Regions from separate parts of the Homo sapiens genome. Here region 1 is linked to region 2. Evidence: chromatin loops called from intact Hi-C (ENCODE). Cell type or tissue: CD14-positive monocyte. All regions are shown on one strand. Each heading gives the region's core, and the rest is flanking DNA. Links, peaks and the distances in the headings are about the cores only. Region 1 overlaps FAM210A (family with sequence similarity 210 member A). Region 2 overlaps LDLRAD4 (low density lipoprotein receptor class A domain containing 4).

What was found. Peaks named below come from ENCODE experiments on the same cell type or tissue, not always from the same donor. Only the 100,000 strongest peaks of a DNase experiment are listed, where the experiment ranks them.
Region 1: it touches region 2 in a loop (2.9-fold over the local background); 41 of 110 quality-filtered maps call a loop at or near these places.

Annotation. Positions count from the first base shown.
Region 1 is chr18:13,710,252-13,718,834 of GRCh38, forward strand. All of the region lies in intron 1 of FAM210A (family with sequence similarity 210 member A), which reads right to left. It also overlaps the pseudogene RN7SL362P. Among named protein-coding and RNA genes, the nearest start is that of FAM210A, 12 kb to the right of the region's middle. In CD14-positive monocyte, for the core only: no CTCF peak of the experiment used is centred there; no DNase peak of the experiment used is centred there.
Region 2 is chr18:13,544,294-13,552,876 of GRCh38, forward strand. All of the region lies in intron 4 of LDLRAD4 (low density lipoprotein receptor class A domain containing 4), which reads left to right. Among named protein-coding and RNA genes, the nearest start is that of MIR4526, 63 kb to the right of the region's middle. RefSeq lists enhancers at 3,752-4,701, 5,965-6,466. In CD14-positive monocyte, for the core only: a CTCF peak has its summit at 4,352; no DNase peak of the experiment used is centred there; H3K4me3 peaks cover 732 bases; H3K27ac peaks cover 1,162 bases.

The sequences.
Region 1 (8,583 bases), core at 171-8,170, 170 kb after region 2:
CAGCTCACTGCAACCTCCACCTCCCATGTTCAAGCAACTCTCCTGCCTCAGCCTCTCGAGTAGCTGGGACTACAGATGTGTGCCATCGTGCCCAGCTAATTTTTGTATTTTTTGTAGAGACAGGGTTTCACCATGTTGCCCAGGCTGGTCTTGAACTCCTGAGCTCAGGTGATCTGCTCACCTCAGCCTCTCAGAGTGCCGGGATTACAGGCATGAGCTACCGTGCCCGGCCTAAATGTAGGCATAGTTTCTATAATCCCTTACTTCATGAGTCATGGGGTTCAGCAGTCACGGGGCCAGCGGTCACAAGATGTGTGACTTCCCTAATGGTTTCTATGGATAACATCATTATTGTACAACCTAAGATTGGTCTTCCTAAATATTTTTTATACTGACTCCACCTGGACTTGTGACTCATGACTCAACCAGTCCTACTGCCCCCATCCAGAGACAGGCTGGGCACACAAAGACCGTTTTCCACACCCTATGATTTCATCCTCAAAGCAATCAGCAGCACCCATCCCCTAGTCTTCTGCCCACCAAACTATCCTTGAAAAACCCTAACCTCTGAGCCTTCAGGGAGAATGATTTGAGTAATAACTCTATCTCCTGTATGGCCAGCATGACATTAATAAAACTCTTTGTGTACTCAAATAGCACAGTCTCAGGAAACTGTTTTCCATGCAGTGGGCAGGAAGAACCCACTGGGCAATTACACTACTGGCTTCTTTCCTTCATTGTTGTATAGATATGCCATCAAGAAAGTAGGTCTTTATGTGATGTTTGCCCAATTTTTCTTCTTCCTGTTACCAGCGAAGTGTCTTAAAACAACAGCCTTGGCCTGGCACGGAGGCTCACGCCTGTAATCTCAACACTTTGGGAGGCCAAGGCAGGCAGATCACCTGAGGTCAGGAGTTCGAGACCAGTCTACCAACATGATGAAACCCTGTCTCTACTAAAAATACAAAAATTAGCCGGGCATCGTGGTGGGTGCCTGTAATCCCAGCTTCTTGGGAGGCTGAGGCAGGAGAATCCCTTGAACCCAGGAGGCAGAAGTTGCAGTGAGCCAGGATTGTGCCACTGCACTCCGGCCTGGGGAACAGACAGGCTCAATCTCAAAAATAAAACAAAAACAAACAAAAAACAACCCCCCCAATCAAAAAACAAAATAAACAAAACAAAAAAACCAGCCTTCTCTTTTTCACTACCTCCCATACCAAAATGCTCCTATTAAAATCAGCAAGGAGCTTCTATTGATACCTTTTGGGCCTTTCATTCTGTTACACATAATTACCCTCACTACTTGCATCCTACTTGTTCAAAGTCTTTCAGACTTTCCTTTCTATAACTCCAGCTCCTTTCTTCTGCTTTTCTTATCATGGAGCTTCCTTCCTGGTCTTGGTAATAGACTCCTTTTTCTCTTAAATCTGAATGCAGGCTCTATACATTTTATCTGGGCAATAACTTTTATATCCATTAGGTGATGAACCCCAATTTATGTTTCCTGTCCAGATTTTTTTCTGACTCTCAGCATCCACCTGGATTGCTCAACATCTTTTGTATCTGGGACACAAAAGATCCTACATGGTACTCAATGACTACCTCTTCCTCCCACTCCCCAAATATGTGCCTCCTTTGGAGCCCAAGTTGTCCAAGACAAAAAGCTGTATCAAATTCAGCCAAGGATCTTCCTATTCCCTTGTACTCAGCAATTTATCAAGTCTCCTAAAATCGGTACTGTGGAGAGTACTGTGCAAACTAGAGAAGCTGTGTAAGAATAAAGAGAAATTGGTCAAGAAGATGAAAATGACAAAAAAAAGTTCACAAATACACAGATTCAAAAGAGATCTTAGGTTTCTAAAACTACAATTAGAAAAATAATGGTGAAAAGACCCCAGACTGCAAAATCAACAGGTTCAATATGTTTAAGGCAAATTAAATTCCTTACATGAACTTGTTTAAATTATAAGAAAAATATACTATTAAGACACAGGGAAAAACAGCTTGTCTTCATAGACCTAACTATCATGCTGGCCTTAGACTTTTCAGCTTTATTACGAACCAGAAAACAACAGAGCAATTAATGCAGAACTTAAAGAGAAAAGCATGTGACCTAAAAATTGTAAGAAAATTCAATTTGACAGTCATGTTAAAGACATTTTCAAATATTTAAAAGCTCCTAAATCCTGCACACATGCTATGATCTGAATATTTGTGTCCCTCCACATAGGAAGTCCTAACCTCCAAATTATGACATTAGGAGGTAGGGCTTTCGGGGAGGTGATTAGGTCATGAGGGCAGAGCATTCCTGAATGAGAATAGCGACCTTATAAAAAGAGACTCAAGAGAGCTCATGGACCCTCTATCATGCGAGGTTACAGTGAAAAGAGGGCTGTCTGTGAGCCAGCAAGTGGGCCCACACCAAACACCTTTATCTGCCAGTACCTTGCTCTTAGACTTTCCTGCCTCCAGAACCATGAAAAATAAATTTCCACTGTTTATGAGCCACCCAGTTTACAGTATTTTGCTACAGCAGCCTGAACGGACTCAGACACCACATATCCTTCCTGAGAAATTCCATCGATAGAAGGACTCAAAACTAAGTACTTCAAAACATGAAAGCTGCAGTATACAAAGACTGATAGCAGTGTGCTAACCTGAAAAAGGACAGATAGTGCTTGTGGACTTGGAACAGACAGGTCACCTACTGAAGTAGCTCATTTGCCGCCCTGGCTTTCCTCCAGCCCAGCTCTATCTTTCGTTGTTACAAACCCCGGAGATGTTAACAGCTAAGATGCTCAGATCCTGAAGGGATGACTTGGAGATACTCTTATCTCTACTTACAAGTTTGAACTATACATCTATAAGAAGGCCTCTTTCCTTACAGCACAACTTTTTTTACCAATAAAAAATTTAACTTTTTTGATGTTAAAACCATTACCTTCTCCTTAAAGCATAAATTAACTTTTGCTGTTCTTGCCTAAGTCTAGAATGTATGTTTGTATGTTGATACACAAATTCAACATAACTTAACAACATAACTTACAATTTCCATACCTGAGATAAGATTTTATGTTCTGCCACTCTCATCCTTTATGGCCTTTTGTCCAAGTTAGCATGATATATTTCTTCTATTCTTAGTCCTCCTCTTCCTTACTACTGATTTAAAATCTCTCAACCTTCAGAGTACTTCTTAAACTAGGTAAAATTCACACCAATACTAAAATCACCCCATGTGTACACATACATAAATAATCCTGAATACATTTAAACATGTGAATTAACAAAAATATATTTGCAGTTTCTGAAGGTAATGCCTGGTGAGTGAGCACAGACCATCAAACGATGTCTGAGGACAGAGGAAGCAGCTCCACCTCTTTCCTATCATCACAGTGAAAGGACAATGATTCCTCTACAGTCATTCCATCTTCCACTGCTTCCGTGATTAGTAGCGGGGAAGTATGTCACTATAAAACACACACACACACACACACACACACACGTTTAGAGACAGGGTCTTGCTCTGTCACTTAGGCTGTAGTGCAGTGGCACAATCATAGCTCATCAAAACCTCTGACACCTGACTCAAGCGATCCTCCTGCCTCTGCCTCTCAGGTAGCATACCACACAGCTCCTGGCCTGAAATATTTACTAAGCATCTCCCAGTTGCCCAACATTACTCCCGGAAATTTAACTCTTAGTTTTCTCAACTAAATTATAACTCCTCCAGGGGTACGAACCAGGGGATTTTCTTCTATATCTTCAGAGTACCTAAAATCTACTAACGTAAAACAGTTACAAAAGAACTTAACAGTGGAGCTTTTCACTGACCCCCTACCAAAGGGTGGACATTACACAGAACTGTAACCCTTTTGGCACCTAGAACAAATTAGTATAATATGTGTTTTCACTGTCTTTAAGTAGTTTACAATCTAGTTATAAACGGGTAATTAAATATTCCAAGATAGGAGACATGTCAGACATGAGTTACAAGTTTATAAACATACTATGTATTAGGGGAATAAAGAAAAGGCTAACTGAACTACAGTGGTCAGTTGAAGGCTGCAGGATACCTTCGAAAGAAAAACTTCAGAGCATTGGAAAAGAAGATGGAAAGTCATTCTAGGTTAAAGTGGAAATGGTACTTGGAAAGGCACAGAGTGTCAATATGTAAAGATGGGCCTTTTCAGGGTAATGAGAAATGAGGCTGGAATTCTAGAGGATTTTTTAATTCCTAAGGAGTAACTGAAGTTTTGAGCAAGAAAGTGATATGATAAAAGCAGGTTAATATACAGCAAGATGCATAAAGTGAACTCAGTTGCTTCTGAAACTGTATTTTACTTTATAGAGAAATCTGCTCAAAACAATTATCTGGCTATTCAGTCTTCTTTGACCTTGGATTTTGTACACAGGAGCCAGTTGAGAACTACAGGAACTTAATTTAGATCCTGGATTACTGCTTTCTGTATTACATGTAATTTTGCATTCTTTACCATCACCTTATGCATACACCATTAAAGAGCTACAAAAATATGAGTCTGAACAGCTGGATAAGAAATAATTCATTATCTTGGGGGATTTAACACCCCATAATTGATTTGGTTATTCTCTTACTCTTAGAAGCTTAGATTGTCCCCAGTTTTAATGCACTATGAATAGCGTCCTCATGTATAACATTTTTGTCCATATTTTAAGTTCTTCAAGAAATTCCTAGGAGTAGTATTACTAGGTTAGTGAAGATATATTGGTTACTGGATATATATATATATGCACATGTCCAATAACCTAGTTATATAATGTACATATATATATAATCTTATACATAAATATTTATTTATTTTTTCAGAGACAGGGTCTTGCTATTTTGCCCAAGCTGGGAGTACAGTGGCTATTCACACGTGTGATCCCACTACTGATCAGATGAAAGTTTTGACCTGCTCAGTTTCTAGACTGGGCTAGTTCACCTCTCTTTAGGCACTCTGGTGGTCCTCTGCTCCAGGGAGGTCACCATATTGATACCGAACTTAGTGCAGACGCCTGATCAGCACTGCACACTACAGCCCAGAACTCCTGGGCTCAAGTGATCCTCCCACCTTCCCACTAGCTGAGACTACAGGGGGACATAACTATTTTTAAGATACTTAATATAATAATTCTTTAGCCCTAATTCTGGTTTGACAGATACGGCCTCAGAATAGTGGAGACAGGATTATATCAAGCACATCTGTGATTGCACTAATACATATTCGTCTACATTCCCTGAAAAGTTTAGCATACTCTACTAGAATGACAAACTGGGCAGTCACTTTCATTATACTGTGAGATTCATTATCATGGGTATGTTACCACCACATAAAGTTGTTCACATTACAACATTTTCCATATTCTGAACTTCAAGATATCACCAAACTTGCACAGAGTTATTACACAACAAAAAATAATTTGTACTTTCTTAATGGAAAAAAGTATATTTTTAAAAACAGCTCTGATATTTTTAAGTCCTAAGTAGTATCAAACATTATATTCAATCACCTCAACATGAATGAATTCCTATTTCCCATTTCGGCTAAATTTCAGATCCTATAATCCCCAACATAAGATGAAAACCTAGTAAAGTAGGTGCTATCCTTGTTTCTACTGTGGCTCAATGCTTACACAAAAACTTTACCTGAAACAATTTAGAGCAGCTCTGTTCAACAGATTTTTCTGAAATGATGAAAATGTTCTATATCTGTGCTGTTCAATAAGGTAGCCACTACACACAGCTGCCTACTCAACACCCGAAGTGTAACTAGTGTGACTTAAGTACTAATTTTTCTATTTTAATTTTAATTACTTTAAGTTACAATACAATAGTAACAAGTGGCTGATGGCTACTGTATTAGACAACATGGCTTCATAGTATACAGAAAGACTTCCACTTTAAGATTGTCTAGTTACAAAAAAGAACAATAGATAAAACAGTGTTAACTAAATTACTGGTTAGATAAGGTAATGGAAAGTGTTGGCTGCCTACTAAGCATCCTCTCCCCTCTTCCCTCTTCAGAGGCCCTGTTCTGCTCAGGTAGCTGTCTACCAGAGCCCCCAGCTCCAATGATGGATCCCGATCAAAAGGACAGGGCTCATAGCATTGTGTGGCTGGCTGACTGTTATTGGTCCAGGGATGGGCATGTGACTTAGGGGAGTCTAAGGATTTTGAGAACTTACATTCCATGGTTTGGGGACCTAATTCTCTCTCCTAAACTGGGGGTGAGCAAGGAAACATATGGATTCTGGGGGTTCCAGCAGCCACTCTGTAACCTTAAAGGGACATAGTTTGGCTCTGTGTCCCCACTCAAATCTCATCTCAAATTGTAATCCCCACGTGTTAAGCGATGGACCTGGTGGGAGTAATTGGATCAGGGGGCAGTTTCCCCCTTGCTGATCTCATGATAGGGAGTTCTCACGAGATCTGATGGTTTTAAAAATGGTACTCTCCCCTGTGCCCTCTCCCTGCCTCCTGTTGCTGCCTTGTGAAGAAGGTGCCTGCTTCCCCTTTGCCTTCCACTATGATTGGAAGTTTCCTGAGGCCTCTCCAGCCATGCTGAACTGTGAGTCAATTAAACCTCTTTTGTTTATAAATTACCCAGTCTCAGGTAGTATTTTTACAGCAGTGTGAGAATGGACTAACACAGGGAGCCCGCCTAAGGACAAAGCTGACATGGACAAGGCAGAGCGGGAGCTCTGAACTGAGGCACTGGAGTGTGCTCTGTTTGCGGACTTCTTGTTACTATGTCCCTCTTTATTGTTAATGCCAACTTGAATCCAGTTTCTGTTACTTGCAGCTGAAAGCAGCTTACTGATGAAGCAAGGCTGGGGTGGATAGAGAGCATCCAATCCTCTTAAGGCTCTCCAGAATGCAGGAAATACCATCTGCCCTTTCTTACATTATATGTTAATCCCCCCAAGCAATGTTTACTATATGAAGTCTTTCATACTTGAACTGATAAAGGATCATTTTGAACTAGAGATTAGTGCCCGAGATTAGTGCCACCTGTCACCTACATTCAAGTCTAAGTTCTTTGTTTGTTTTTTAGAGACAGAGTGTCACTCTGTTGCCCAGGCTAGTCTCGAACTCCTGGGCTCAAGTGATCTTCCCACCCTAGCCTCCCAAAGTGCTGGGATTACAGGTGTGACCCACTGTGCCCAGCCCAAGTCTAAGTTTTGAACTTCACCACTGCACCGCTAACTACAAAGCAGGGTTTGCAGAATTACTCGAATTCTAAAGCACTTTGGACTTACGTTGGTCAGCTGCATGACAGACTGTGAAAAGAAAGGAAAAATACAGAATGTTTAGAAATCTACTATCAAAAGTCTGCCAAAAAAATAAAGTACAGAGAAGTGAATAAGAGGAAGATACATTTTGAATTATGGATTAGAGAGCAAAAAGCATACTCCAGTGAGTCATTTGGTAACATAAAGGTTAATCAACTTGCATGAAAACTGCAAGGGCCCAATGCACCAGAATGTCAGGTTTAAAAAGCAGTCTAACAGGCTCGAGAAAAGACTTATGGTATAGTAGACTAAATGGTAGAAAAGATGGAAAGGACTTCATCTTAGCAGACTGGAGACAGAGTTTTCTGCTGGCCTCAAGGAAACAAGGTACCGTATGATGAACTGCCTACGGACAGGGCCGCATACGGGGAACAGCCTCTAGTCCCTGAGGGAAGCCACCAGTCAACAGGAAGAAGACAGCGCCCTCACTCATATAGGCACAAAAGATGAACTCTGCCTACAACCTCAATGAGTTTGCAAACAGATTCTTCCACAGTTGAACCTCCAGATGAGAATGCAGCCTGCTTGACACTTTGAGATGCTAAGCAGCAAACCAGCTAAGATGTGCCCATACTCCTGACCCAGAAAAACTGTGAGACAATAAACCTGTGTTGTTTTAAGTTGCTAAATGTGGGGGTAATTTGTTACACAGCAACAGAAAATACAAGCCTACTCTCCTTAAGAAACCTTCCCACTGCATGAGTAAGGATTATTTTTACCTTCTCAAAGTCTTTGTTACAGGGACTACAAAAATGGAAGGCCACACAGAACCTGAGTACAACTGTATAAAAGCAGCAACCTTAGGTTTAGTCATAGTTGTCTGCATTAGAACTACAGAATGTTAAGAGTTGGAAGGAAACTGAGAGGCCCCTTAGTATCATCCTTTATGTTTACAGATAAAGAATGCAAGGACATGTAATAGTTCATAACTTGTTCCTGATCACATAGCTGATTAAAGGCCAAAAAAAAAAGAAAAAAGAACTGCTAATCTAGTGAATTTCCCACATCTTCACAAATTGCTCATATGTATAAATTGTGTCTTTTCCCTGAAAATAAAGGATTGAGAGCCAAACTATATAAATTTCATTTCTATCTTCTATCATGAAAATCAGTTTTAACATAAATTTATTGTTACTAGTTAACTAAAACATGCTTAGCAATAGGAATTTACTTGATGAATAAGGACTATGTTTGTTAAACCAAAAAAAGACATATGAGAAATTATACATATATTTTACACCAAGTAAATCGCAATAGAACCTGTTTCAG
Region 2 (8,583 bases), core at 368-8,367:
GCACAACTGTTGATTATGTTAATAGGATAAACAAACCTTCTTTGACACCATAAATAGCAGACGCTGTGCTTTCCTCCCCACCTCCTGGGCAGGGAAAATATTTGAAGCTGGAAGGAATTGAGCCCTGAGCTTAATACAGTTACAGACCCAGAAAGAAAACAAAGATGGGTACAAAGATGTGTTTTCAGGAGACAGAAAATTGTGAAATCAACCCATCAGTCGGCCCAGGACTGGCTCACCTTGAGTGGCTCCTGGTACAGTGACTGCTGTGGATGGCAGCCTGCATGGTGGATGGGAAAGCGGAGTTCGTGTGGGAGACAGAGCTCTCGCGAAGCTGTGCTGTTTTCTCTTAAGTAGGCTAGAATGGAGGACAACTTACAGGTAGACCTAACTGCAACCTGTTGACAGTGAAGCTAAAGTCCGAACACACCCGTCACCTTTCAGAGGACAGACAGAAGCCATCTTTATAATAGTGATTTTGCACAGACCAAGGAGAGGCTAGGTCCAACCGTTTCAGCTGCCGCCAGGAAAAAGGGTCCAACTCCCTGGAGCACATCAGAAGGTTAGACGTCATGGCAGGTGATGGTTTGTCTTTTTTTTTTTTTTTTTTTTTTAATGTGCTCCTTTTATTTTCCAAATTTTCTAAAATGAACAAGTATTACTTTTATAATTGAAAGTATTATTAGAGAAAACATACATTAAACTTTCTTAGAATGTAAACATCCACTGTGTGAAGTCAGTCCCAAAGTTTTAACGGCCACGCAATCTAGCCTTATCCAGTGGTGCTCCCCAGAAGGTCCTCAGCTGAGAGAGTGGGGTGGTGTTAGTGGCCTCCTCTTGATGGCCCAGCTGATTGCAGGGGATCTCTGGGATGCTGCTGATGGAGTACCTGGGAAGATGGCTCCAGGACTCTGAAGGGCTGCGTGTTTTTGATCTTGCTCCCCGAGCCCCAGCCTCTTTGACCACATCATTGAGCTGCGCACGTTCAGGGCAGACGCCTGGAACTGGAGAACTCTAGGGAAGCAAAGGGGACTCCTCGGGGACTCTGATCTTTATGTCCAAGTTATATATCAACGAATCCTTTTGGCAACACCAAAATGTATGGTGAGCCCTTAGTTAAAGTGTGGGAAAACATGAAAATGATCAAATATGAAGTTTGCAGATTAAGACCAATTCAATGGCCCTCCATTGACCAGCGAGAGAATCATCCTGTGTCATCTTGTCTTGTCCTGCTGGGATCCACTAATGGCTTTCTCCTTTATGGAGTCCTGTGCTGAGGCCAGCAGTAGCTCTGGTTACTCTTCCACACACACACCTTCTTCTAGCAGCCGGCCATGAGCAGTGCGGTTTCTTAGCTGCAAACAAGCTGCGGGAACTGAGGAGGGTGGGAAACTGGCGGGGCAGGAAAGAGACAGGAGATGTTATGGAGCCAAGCAAGCTAATTTATGACACCAAGCATACTCAGTGCCTGCTGTGCACAGGTCACAGTGGGGTGGAGCCTTCCAGGGGTGGAACATGTAACCACAGCTCAAAAGTCAGGGAAAGCCAATGGGGCAGGATGGAGGCTGGGAAGGACCCAACAGGTGAGAGTCAGTGGGCTTCATTTGGGAAGTCATAGTCACAGAGCTGTCCTCAATCCTAAGCCAAGAGGGAGTTTCTTAGCAGCAGCAGTGAAGGATAGGGTCGGGATGCAGTGTTCATAACTGTGGGATCACAGGCCCATTACCTTCCCCCTCTGGACCTAAGTTCCCTACCTGTGAAGTGAGAGCCTGAGGCTGTTCGGGATTAGGGCAGATGGTTTAGCCCCTGCTTGGTGGGGAGTGGGTGGTAAAAGTCAACAACAGTTGAGGCAGGGGACTGGGTTTATGTTCACAGATGGAGAGATGGGTGCATTCAGCCTGGACCCAATGGCTGTCACTCATCAAGTGGAAGGTCAAGGGGTAAGGGAGGGGAGTTCAGTGAAGCAGCTCTGCCGGGGAACCAGCAGGCCAACTCCACCACTAACTGCTGCTCGGGAGTAATTTGTCTAACTGAAGTGGCTCAACAATAAAAGATTGAAGATGGCCTCCCCTCCCCCCTCCCCTCTTGCTTGCCTGACAGAGTCTTGCCCTGTTGCCCAGGCTGGAGTGCAGTGGTGCAATCATAGCTCATAGCAGCCTCAAATTCCCAGGCTCAAGCGATTCTCCTGCCTCAGCCTCCTGAGTACCTGGGACTACAGGTGTGCACCACCATGCCTGGCTAATTTTTGCATTTTTTGTAGAGACAGGGTCTTGCTATGTTACCCAGCCTGGGTGGTTTTTTTTTTAAATACCACACACTACTGCCATGTGATGTCACTGAATAACACTGGTGGAATTACTCAGTACCCTGGCACAAAAGTAGTCCGTGTGTGCAGGGAACTTCATGCAAGCTCATTAGGCCTGATGCTGTCGGGCACGTGGTTCCCCCATCCGCCATCCCCACTTTCTCAGCTTAGAGAAAGCGGTGATCTCTGAGGATTCTGTCGCTGACATCAGTGAGGGGCTTGCCAGATGATGAAGCGGCACAGAAAGGCAGTGTCTCTGTTAGGTTATGAAATAGCCACACAGAAAGCCAGTTGGCTTGGAGAGGGGGTTTCACTGATCTCCCTTGACAGAGGAGTCCCCTTCTTTTTCATTTACAACACTTGAGATGAGAACATTTGACATTTTGGCTGGTGAGGTGACACTGCGCAGCTGTTGTAATTTTTGCCATCTTGAAATTTATTGATGCTAGATAAGATTGCAGTGGGCCCCGATGTTGACAAGTAGAGCTCTTGTGCCAGTGAGAATTGTGCATCTGTCTTCCTTTGTTAACCTGCTTTCTGTTACTGACTTTATTTCCATTAAGTCATCCTTTGAGGTAGGAAGGAAGAAAATGTACCACTTCGTCATTTACTCGAGTAGCATCCATTAGGGTCCAGTGATTTTAAAGTTACAGTCACAGATTCTGGGCTTCTTTGAAAGCTAAAACTATTTGAAAAATTAACTTTCTGCACAAGCTACTTGAGAGTAAAAACAATGTCTTAAACTTGTTAGATGATCCACCAGTGTCTAACTTTGTGCGTCTGCTGTATCAGTGTCACAGGATCCTTAGGGTGTTGCTTCACCCGCTGGAAACCTTGTAGCCGGTGGCACCTTTGACTGAGTTTTGCTCAGGCCCACTGGGCTCGTTCTGCCCACTCGACCTGGCAGGCTGCACTTGGCTTTCAGTCCTGGCCCAGATCCCACACCTGTCAAGGGCGAGCCAGGTGCAGAGTGGCGAGGGGTGCATGAGTGAGTGAGCGTGGAGTGTGGCCACTGTACATGGCCAGGCATGCTGTCTGCAATGGGGTGGGCAGCTCCTTGCTGTGGCTGGACCAGGCATACCACAAGCGGCTTCCACTGTGGACACCGGGGAAGATGGTGGTGCCCAGAAGTTTGGAAATGCTAGGAAGTGCAGAGCCCCAAAGAGGGTGTCACAGCCCTGGCTCAGGGAGCTCCTCCTATGTCTGGGCTCCCCAAAGGGCTGCAGCTTTTCTCTCATTCTCTCTTCTCTCCTTCTTGTCACCCACAACATGGCAAGCAGGAGGGTGTGTTTCAGGCCTGTTTGTGTTACAGCTCTTTCAGTCCCACCATTCAGTAGGTCCTGAGTTCTTGTCCTGCATCCAGAAGAACGAGGTACCCAGACAACTGGAGGGTGAGCAAGTCAAAGAGGTGCTTTATTGAGTGACAGTATAGTTCTCATGAGTCCCGAGGTGGGTAGCTCCTATCCACAGGCAGGTCATTCTGACAAATGCAGCTCTCAGCAGAGAGGAGACCCAGAGTGGGTGGCTCCTCTCTGCAGGCAGGTCATCTTGTCATCTGCCTGAGTCTGGCTGAGTCTGGGGGGTTTTATGGGCTTCAGAAGGGAGGAAGTAGATGCTGATTGGTCCATAGGCAGCCATTGGCAGGCCTGGAAAAAGCACCGTAAGTTCTCACTCTGGCCAGAAGGTGGGGTTAGTCACCAGGGACCTGCCCCTTTCCACCCAGGAGCCTGTCTGCCTCCTGCTGCTGTTCATGGCATTCATGGCGCCCAGGCTGTTGGTGCCAAGGGGTGCCTGCAAGCCCAGGCTGAGCCACTTTCAGCACCCCCTTGGCCTCCTTCCCCTGCTTGTTGGCACCCAAAGTCCAGAAGGGGCCAAGGGCAAGGGGCTGGGATGTCAGTGCCACTCCAAGTATGTGCACACCTGGTCAGGTCGTAATAGTGCCTGGGCTCAGCCACAAGTTTGCTTCAAAATTGGAGTGGGTGCTGGGAGTGGGGAGAGGCCAGGCAGTGGGAGCAGGCACTTCCAAGCCTGCTGGGGCACGGGGTGGTTTCTGGGCCTCCAAGAGTCCAGGGGTGCAGGGATGCCCATGTCCACAGCTGTGGCTGGGGGGCTGCAGCTATGCCTGGGAGAGTGGGGCTCCTGCCCCACCAACTTGGAAAGGGTTAGGGCTCCCACCTGTTCCTGGCTCCTGCCTGCTCCAGGGAGCACACGGCCCCACCCATGCCTCCCCTGCTGCAGCCAGCATCATGGCAGCGGCCATTCTAGACAGGCCATTGCTGCCATCATTTGTACCTAATAAATATGAGATGGGATAATGCAAGGAATACTTTTTTCATTTTACCATCTCAAGATGGGGAATCTATTAATTATTTCATGAGTCCTAAAGCAACTTCTTGAATATTCAGCTCCCCAAAAGCAAACAGCTACTTAGCCTAGCTGATTCTACAGGGAGTTGCATTTCGCTTTTGTCACAAATGGATGCTGGTGTGTGCCTCACAAAGTCATAGTTGCATGTGGTGTGGGGGTGGGCTGGTTGAGATGGCATTATGATGTTTCAGAAAAGCTGTGTAAAGATGAGAAATATTTGCATCCAGACACAGAGGGAGGCACCATGCCAGCATGTAATTTGCCAAGCTCCCTGCTGGCAGTTTAAATGCCCTGTTGATTTTATTAAACATTCTTAATAAGAAGTTGGAGTTTTGTTTAGGCTAAAACCATAATGAAAACAGCTGTCTTCATTTCTCAGAAACAGTGAGATTGTGCAAGGATGAGGAATCACGCTGGATAGTGGAGCTGCCATGGTCCCCAGCTGGGGTGCTGCCCATGGAAGGTACTGGGGATGTCCATCAGGTGCTTCTGGGAAAGGGCCCAGGAAGACCAGACGGTTCTGTTCAGTTTATTTTATTCACGGAGGCATTTTAATGGGAGAACAGATCTATAATTGTGTTTTAACATTGTCTGAAAAAGGGAACTGAATCTGAGTGTCTGAGCTGTGAGCGTGAAACATAGAAAGGCCGTGGCTACCAAGAGCAGAGGACAGTGGGTTCTGCTGGAAGAGGGAGGAAACTTAGAGAACAGACAAAGAGTTAAAATTAGCCCTGGCTGGACCATGTGTGCCGTAGACCAGCAGCACCCTATGCAGCTGGGGCAGCCTTATTTTAGTCTGTCCAATTTTAAAGCTTCTGGCATTTGGTTGTCTTGCTTCCTTGTTTTTTCTGGGGAAGCCAGCAGCAGACAGGTCAAGAAGGCAATTTTGCCATCAAACAGAACTAGGTTCAAATTCAGGCACCACCGCTTTAGAAGCCAGGGAAACTTGGGCAAGAGTCTTCATTTCTCTGAGCTGCATTTCTTCTGTATAATGGAGATGATAATTCTGCCTCGTGGATTCTTCTGAACTGCTGCCATCATCCGACTAGCATATTTTAATCCAGCAACGTTTTTCTTTCTTGGAGCATTGGCCACGTGCCCACACAGGAAGAAAGCAGACACAGTTGCTGTCTACAAGGGGGCAATGGGCTTACTATCTACTTAACATAAGACTTGAAAACAGATTACCACAACATGACAATGTAAGTTCTATCATGGAAAAGGGTTCCACCAAAATGTTATAGTGGTCTTGGAGGGAGAATAAGGGGCAGCTTCATGAGGAATATAAAAACACAGAGCCCTGAGCTGACAGACACACACTTCACATGTAATAGGCAAATGGTTTCATTCACAGAATTGTTTCATTTCTGTGGAGGGAAAGCTAGCATAGGAAAAAAACCTTCAACTGGTTGGTGTTACGCAAATTATGATGGATGAAAACAAAATTCTTGAACCTGTCATGGGTCTGTGGAGAGACGTAATACTGGGAGCTGCAGAGGGCTCGGAATAAGTCAAAGCTCGAGGGGCTAGAGGGTGTCTGGACGGCTTACATCATAAACACATGCTGTGAGAATGAGAAGGCGTCCCTGAGGACGGCCAGGAGGAAGGCTCAAGGCATGAGTGCTGGCGATGTTGATGCCATCAAGACGATGAGTCCCGCCGAGCAGCCTTCCACAGTGGGTTTAGGAAATGGCAGCCTTGGGAGCTGGCCCCTGCCAAAACGTAAGCCGAGGAAGATGAGAGGGGCCTGGCTGACAGCCCTCCGGCCATCCAGATCTAGGGGCGGTGGAGAGAGCCTGGGAAGAGCGAGACTCCAAGTCCGAGTCCCGCTGTGAGTGGTGTCCAGAACCTGGCTCCAAGTCCCTTCCTCTGCGAGCAGGCAGGGCCGACTTCTGTTTGGGATGTCCCATTCTTTGCCTCCCTTGGGCCCCCTCCTATGAGTACAGATGCTGTCACCGTGGGCAGAGATGGCTGGCCACACCACCCTCCAGTCATGCCCCCTCTGTGCTCATTCTCATCACCCAGCCCAGGGGCTTGACCTCTGCCTCTGGGGGATAGCAGAGCACTGGGCCCTTCTTATCTTCCGTGTGCCTCCCCAGCAATTTTCTATGCATCTCTAAATTACACCCCTACGGCCAGTGCCACTTCCTAACTCGCCTCAGGACCCACTGTTTGACTTCACCTCCAACGGCCACGAGCAAAATAGTGTCATCGGGTGCCAACAGCAACCCTCTTTCTTCCCACCCTCAGCAATGTGGGGGCCTTTCCGACAGAGCAGCAGCGAGGGTCCCCCACAACCCTGGGACAGCTGTGCTGACCTTCCTATCAGGGCCACCTTGTAGAGACATCTTGATTAAGTGCTCCTGTTGTGTGTCCTACCGAGGATCTGTTTTGTTTTTAGTCTGTGCACAGGCTCATTTGGCCCATGCTTGTGGGCCAGAACTGCTTGTTGACACAGAGCAAAGAGTGAATCCTGCCAGGCTGCCGAGGCCTCGGCTGTCCCAGGGCACGTGTGATAAAGCTGAGAGCAAGGAGGTACTCTGAGAGCTCTGGTTTGCAGAAAGAGAGAAAAGACAGGATAGATGAAGAGTAGCCAAAACTCCGTAGAACTGGGGGGAGTTACTGAGCAGACAGGATGGCATCACAGAGTGTGCCATGGTGGGGTAGGAGGGCGGCCAACAGGGACAGAGGAGGGTCCTCTGCCAGGGAGAGAAACAGAGGGAATTTGGGGGAAACCAGTTGCAGACATGGGCTGAGAAGACCCTGACCTGCCATGAATATGGGCCTATCAAGTGAGCAGGTGTTCGTTCTTTTTGCACTGCTACAAAGGAATACCTGAGGTTGGGTAATTTATAAAGAAAAGAGGTTTATTGGGCTCATGGTTCTGCAGGCTGTACAAGAAGTATGGTGCCAGCATCTGTTTCTGGGGAGGCCTCAGGAAGCTTCCACTCATGGCATAAGGCAAAGGGGAGCCAGTGTGTCACATGGCAGGATGGGGAGCAAGAGGGTGACAGGGAGGTTCCAGTAGCTTTAATAACCAGATATCCTGTGAGCTCATTACTGCAGGGAGGGCACCAAGCCACGAGGGACCCACTGCATGACCCAGACACCCCCCACTAGGCCCCACTTCCAACACAGAGGATCTCATTTCACATGAGATTTGGAGGAGACAGACATCCAGACCATATCAGTAGTGTGAACAATGTGAGGCACAGTGGGGTGCAGTGACCACCTAGGCCTGCAGCTCCCAGCGGCCAGCCAGGTTGAGCATCTGCATCCTTTAAACTGTCCACCAGCCCTTTCCACGACACCGTGCTTCCTACTTGCTGGGGCAGTGCAGACAGATTGCTACTGATGTCATCGAATCCCAGGGCTGCTGGAAGGCATGCCTGCATGTCACTTCTTTCAAGGCACTTACGTTTTATGCCTCCCGATCTCCTCTGCCTTAGCTGGACCTGGAAGGACAGTGCACTATCTCTAGACCTGGGCTTATGCATCTTTGAAAATGCCTTTAAGGTTCCCTTAGCTCCTGAGGGTTCAGCTTCTGCCCAGCCAGTCACGATCCTTCCCCCTGGCCTCCTCTCTGGTTGCTGGTGCAGTTTGATTGTGCCTTTGATAGATGGCCAGGGCTCACCCTCCTCCCTCCACTTCCTAACGACGGGGAGAGGCTGACGGCTGAGGTAGTTCCTAGAGGACTGTGACTCTTCACTCTTTCTTCCGTGTTGTATCCCGACTTTAGATGATGCTGTTCTAGACAGTACAGGGAAAGTGATAGAACCTAGAATCTGTCCGTCTCCCTCTTCATGGGCCACCTGAGTAAGTGGGTGTGCACGGTTCTTTACCGAGCTTCAGTTTGGGATTGCCTAGGGATCTCCTTTGCCTGGCTTTATTTCTCTCTTGTTAAGAAAAAG